2 separate regions of the Homo sapiens genome follow, and region 2 is linked to region 1. A link is an interaction called in ENCODE POLR2A ChIA-PET data of the cell type or tissue named here. Cell type or tissue: Panc1. All regions are shown on one strand. Each heading gives the region's core, and the rest is flanking DNA. Links, peaks and the distances in the headings are about the cores only.

Region 1 (2,920 bases), core at 219-2,718:
GGTGGGGGGACGAAATCTCACTCTTGTCACCAGGCTGGAGTGCAACGGTGTGATCTCGGCTCACTGCAACCTCTGCCTCCCGGGTTCAAGCGATTCTTCTGCCTCAGCCTCCTGAGTAGCTGGGATTACAGGCACACACTGCCATGCCCAGCTAATTTTTGTATTTTTAGTAGAGATGGGGTTTCACCATGTTGGCCAGGATGATCTTGATCTCCTGACCTCGTGATCCGCCCACCTTGGCCTCTCATGTAATTCATGCCTGGGATTACAGGCATGAGCCACCGCGACTGGCCTTTTTGTCATTCTCTTAATCTTATCAAATTGGGTCAGTGCTTATGGTGCGACAAGGATCTGGGAAATTACTCCTCTATGTAGCTGGTGGAAGAGAGAAAAATCTACTTACGGTAGTGCTTCTTCAGTCTTCCTAGACATAAGAGAATGGTGTTTTCTTCTCTCTACCCTTTAGAAGCCTGCTGCTCTAGGTTTCACCACAATGTCCTTGGCTCAGAAAATTGTGTTGAGATAATTGAATATGACTTTAGAATTCACATTGATCTGAGCTTTTCGTTTTACAAACGAGGAAACTGATTTATAACATTGGGCTTGAAGATATTAGATATAATTTTAATTTTGAGCAGCTTTATAAATATTCTATTCAGGTATTACAAAATATTTCCTTTTTCCCTAAAAAGTCCGTCTTTTGTGTTTATATGTATATAAATATATTTATTTATTTTTGAGACAGGGTCTTGATCTGTCCTCCAGGCTGGAGTACAGTGGCACAATCCTAGCTCACTATAGCCTTGAACTCCTGGGCTCAGGTGATCCTCCTGCCTCAGCCTTCCCAGTGTTGGGATTCACCAGATGTGAACCAAGGTGCCCAGCCCTACTTATTTATTTTAGTGGGGAATTAAAGCCTTAATGAACCTTGAACTTGAGGAACCAGTTTTATTTAAACAGTTAATTTCCATGAGTTTTGAGCTAAAGTCAGAGTAGACTTAACAGCAATTTGTTTTAGAACCTATAATACCAAAACTCACAGCAATTTTGTTGTTTGCCAGTGTATTCTAAGCTTTTCGAAGAAAAAGAAGCATGCATATTAATTGCTTGGTAGGGGTTATGCTGGAAGAACTTTGGATTTGATTCACCACTTGTAACTAAAATCATAGTATTGCAATTATTACTTTCCAGGCCAAAGATTGAGAGCATTAAAATCTGGGCATGGACATAACCAGCTAGATATGCCTCAATACCTGAAGGGATAAATTAAAGTCAACTATAAACTGTAAGCTTTTCACTTAAGCATCCATTAGCTTTAGTCTAGTGCTTAGCTGTGGAAATGAAGACTGGGGGGAACTGTGCCTAGGGGAAGGGTGGAGGTGAAGGGAGGTTATGTGTTAATAGAACTTTTTTCATTTCAGTTTAAAAACAAGCGATTTGGTTTATTTCCAAATTTGGCTGAGAGTCCTGGCTGCTAAGAGCTGTGCCTTCAACATCTCTTTGATTATTATGTATTTGATTAAAAGTGGGGTCACTATGGTTTGCATCTACTTGGCTATCAGTATCCTAAAGGGAGTGTATGCCTCTTTCTCTTCTCTTTCCTTTAATGGGTTAGACAGGTTGGTCTTTTTTTTGCGTCCCCAGGGATGGATTGATCTTAAAACAGGCACATTTTGCAGTACTTAGTTCAAAGAACACCATATGTTTTAAGTTATTTATTGTTTAGAAATTTTTACATTTCAGCATAGTACGGTTTTGGCTGTCTTTGTTCTCTTTCTTCTTCAGTTGCTTATTACCTTTTTCTAAGGCTCACCCTACTTAGCAGAGATCCAGGGCTTTTGATTGTAAAAGAGGCTAAAAGCTTTGAAATTTAGAGAATCCATTTATATGAAGTATATGATTTTTACTCTAATTATAGATTAAACATCATAATACATATATTATGCTGTGATGCTCTCATATAAGCCTTTCAAATTATCCCTTTTAAAAATAGTAACTACATTTTTTGTCTATAAATCATTGGTATTTATGTAGCTAAAGCATAAAAGACCATGAACATTTTCTTGATGGAATTCAATTATTTCTCGGTTACTGTAGTGGAATATTTATTTTAAAAGGCAGCATTATAAATTAACTTGATGCACATACTACCATCGCTACCACTCCTACCTTCCGAATCTGTAGATAGTAACATTTGTTGTATTTTTCAAAGATTGACTTGTAACTCATTTTAATTAATCGGATCCTTACTAGACTAGTTGAAATGTCCCAGATAATGATAATCATTAAAGTCTTAAAGAAGTATAGAAGTATGTTAATATGGTTTCTTTAAAACCTTTCGTTTGCCATTTTTCTTGCCTACAGACTAATTTCTTTCAGGTTTGGGGCATGTATTCATTTGCATGACAGTGTTTTGGATATATGAAATTAAAACTCATTTCATGGACTGCTCTAAAGTATATTGGGGCCAATGTGATTGGTTTCTGGAAATTCTTGGAGATTATTGAAAACGGTGGTTAAGCAGAGCTAATATTCCATGTTCATACCCTGATATACTTCTACATTTTGCAAAGATGGTATTTTGGGCAGCAGCAACCTATGCTAAAGGGTTATTGTCCTCTGGCAGTAAGTTAGCAGGCCTTTTGTACTATACAGCTGGTTAATGGAATCAATAACTCGTTTGATACTTGAATTGAGTAAAAAAATTGTAATAACAGCTTTATCGTGATACAATTCACATACCATACAGTTTACCTATTTAAAATGTACAAATCAATGGTTTTTAGTGTATTTACAGAACTGTGCAGTCTATTTTAGAACAATTTCCTCACTCCAAGAAGAAACCCCATATTCATTAGCAGTCGTTTTCCATTTCCCCACAACTCGTCCTCCTCACACCAGCCCTAGGCAACCACTACTA
Region 2 (2,920 bases), core at 241-2,740, 180 kb after region 1:
CATTGCTCTAAGTTTCAGGATAAGCATTTTATTTTTCAGGGAGCACTCTTTAGTAAATATTATATGAGTGTATTAATGGTACTCTGATAAGGTAGAAATAATTATTTAAGGAGAATTCAGATTAAAAACTGGAGAGTAATTGTTTTATAACATTAGAACCCTGAATGGCAATTTGATGAACTGGAGAAGAAAAAGATGTCTGCAATAAATCAGAAACAAACCCTTCAGCTTCAGCAGTAGTGCTCATTATTTTTTTTAAAAAAATAGAGCCTCTAGGATCAAACATATTATACAAAGTAGCATGTATCATTAAAAGTATAAATTGGTATCCTTTTTAAGGGGAGTATAAAGAAGTATGTAGGAGTCAGTGTGGTCTGAAAAATGGAAAGGTTATTTTGCTGCTAAAATATAGGTTTTTTTACAGTGTAAGTGCATTGCTCAGAACATATCTTCTTCCACGCTTCAAAAGAGTTTGGGTAAGGGAACAGCCTGAAAAACACCTGAAAGAGAGAATTCTGGCTTATGGATTAGAGAGCATCTATAAACAGAACAAATTGGTGAATAAGAGTTCACAAAAATTTTGTCTAAGAAATTTCCCCACATGCATTCAGAGGTTAATAATTAAATTTTTTGAAGTTCATTTTAAAACATTGCTTATTTTAACATGTAAACGTATGTTGGGTGGGAAAAGTACAAATGGGAGATTGAAACTGTTTTAATCATGTAAATGATCAGCCCTACAATTTTTGTTTTTTTAATAATCTGGAATGCTTATTTTATATGCTGGGATGCTAGTTGTTTTTTCTATTAATACACTTAACTTGCATTCTAGCTTCGCCATTCAGAGACAGGCATCGTGTGGTGGGTTGTGTGACAGTGTCTGTCAATAGTGAAGACAAATAGTGCCAGAGACACTTAACCCATCCAATCTCACCCAGGGTATAGGTCGGTCTCGTTTTCAGACTTCTTCATAAGTCCTTCTTTCTTTCTCTCTTCCTTTCTTACTTTTTGTTTGTTTGTTTCTAAATAGTGGATTGATACTGATTGAAACTAAAACTTTTTGTAAAGTTTTAAACTTTGCATTAATATTATAAGAAAAAGAAGAAAAGTAGAAAATGAAGGTTGGCATGTAAGGTGTCGACAAAGCAGGTTTGCAGCCACTTTGTGTGTTCTAGATATTTCAATCTCTTGGCAACATGAGTGTTGGCCTTACAGCTTTTTTCTCTGAATATCTTTCTTCTTTAATCTGAAAATATGTCCTTGTATCTGGTGACTTTTATCAGATGAGAACTTCAGAGTTGGTCATTGTTACCAGTAAGAAAAATATAATGCTTAAGAAGAAATAACGAAGGTTGAACATTATGTGTTTTAGATCAGAAATAGTTTCTGGCCAGGCACAGTGGTTCACGCCTGTAATCCCAGCACTATGGGAGGCTGAGGCAGGCGGATCAGCTGAGGTCAGGAGTTCGAGACCAGCCTGACCAACATGGTGAAACCCTGTCTCTACTAAAAATACAGAATTAGCCGGGCGTGGTGGTGCATGCCTGTAATCCCAGCTACTTGGGTGGCTGAGGCAGAAGAATCGCTTGACTCTGGGAGGTAGAGGTTGCAGTGAGCCAAAATCGTGCCATTGTACTCCAGCGGGGGCAACAGGAGCGAAACTCCATCTCAAAAGAAAAAAAAAAAGGCCGGGCACGGTGGCTCACACCTGTAATCCCAGCACTTTGAGAGGCCAAAGTGGGCAGAACACAAGGTCAGGAATTTGAGACCAGCCTGGCCAATACGGTGAAACCCCGTCTCTACTAAAAATACAAAAATTAGCCAGGTGTGGTGGCGGGCACCTGTAGTCCCAGCTACTCGGGAGGCTGAGGCAGGAGAATCGCTTTTACCTGGGAGGCAGAGGTTGCAGTGAGCCAAGATTGTGCCACTGCATTCCAGCCTGGGCAACAGAGTGAGACTCCGTCTCAAAAAAAAAAAAAAAAAAAAAAAGGAAATTGTTTCCAAATATCTTTTTTTTAATGATTATTTTTGAATAGTCAATAATTTATTCCTTCTTTGTTCCACTATTTGTTCACTTAGCACTCTTGCAAAATTTTATGGCTTTTTTTAAACTAGCTTTTTTAGAAAACTCAATTTTGCACAGATGTTGAAAAATTATAAAATATGTACATATTCAAATGTTAGGGATCAAATTTTAATCTTGGAAGCTTGGAAATTAAATATCATTTCTGTCATATATTTTAAAGCAGTGAAAGGTATTTCTTTCTTTTGAGGACTTCAGCAAATATTTCTAATTTCAAAGCTTTCTATTAAAAGTTTTTAGTTCCATATAAAGTATATCTTTTTTATGATATTTTAAGCACTAATATATTATGGTAGTTAAAATAATTTCTAGTTGACAAATCTAGAGCTGATAGTTCTTAAGTTTAAAATACAGTTTAAGCAAGGAGTATATAAAATCTACATGGGTTTCTATAAATGGTATCGTTTAAAATCTTATTTCAGTCTGGGCATGGTGCCTCATGCCTGTAATCCTAGCACTTTGGGAGGCTGAGGTGGGAGAATCCCTTGAGCCTAGGAGTTCAAAACCAGCCTGGGCAACATGGTGAAACCCTATCTCTACAAAAAAATACAAAAATTAGCCAGGTATGGTGGTGCATACCTGTAGTCCTAGCTATTCAGGAGGCTGAGGTGGGATGATCGCTTGAGCCCAGGAGGTCGAGGCTGCAGTGGGTTGTGATCGTGCCCCTACACTCCAGCCTGGGCAACAGAGCAAGACTGTCTCAACAAAGAAAACAAAAAAGAAAGTAAAGAAAGTAAATAAAATCCTGTTTCATCTTTTATTAAATTGCAGATTCTGGGATATTCATATTCCATGTAGACATTATTTAATATCTGCCAGTCTTTGAATCTCAACTAT

Evidence for each region. Peaks named below come from ENCODE experiments on the same cell type or tissue, not always from the same donor. Only the 100,000 strongest peaks of a DNase experiment are listed, where the experiment ranks them.
Region 2: POLR2A ChIA-PET joins it to region 1 with 20 read pairs; 3 of 35 experiments call an interaction of 5 or more read pairs at or near these places.

What each region holds. Positions count from the first base shown.
Region 1 is chr16:69,455,420-69,458,339 of GRCh38, forward strand. All of the region lies in intron 3 of CYB5B (cytochrome b5 type B), which reads left to right. Among named protein-coding and RNA genes, the nearest start is that of CYB5B, 32 kb to the left of the region's middle. In Panc1, for the core only: no CTCF peak of the experiment used is centred there; no DNase peak of the experiment used is centred there; H3K27ac peaks cover 1,075 bases.
Region 2 is chr16:69,639,312-69,642,231 of GRCh38, forward strand. The region is part of intron 3 of NFAT5 (nuclear factor of activated T cells 5); the gene reads left to right. Among named protein-coding and RNA genes, the nearest start is that of SNORD13H, 68 kb to the right of the region's middle. In Panc1, for the core only: no CTCF peak of the experiment used is centred there; no DNase peak of the experiment used is centred there.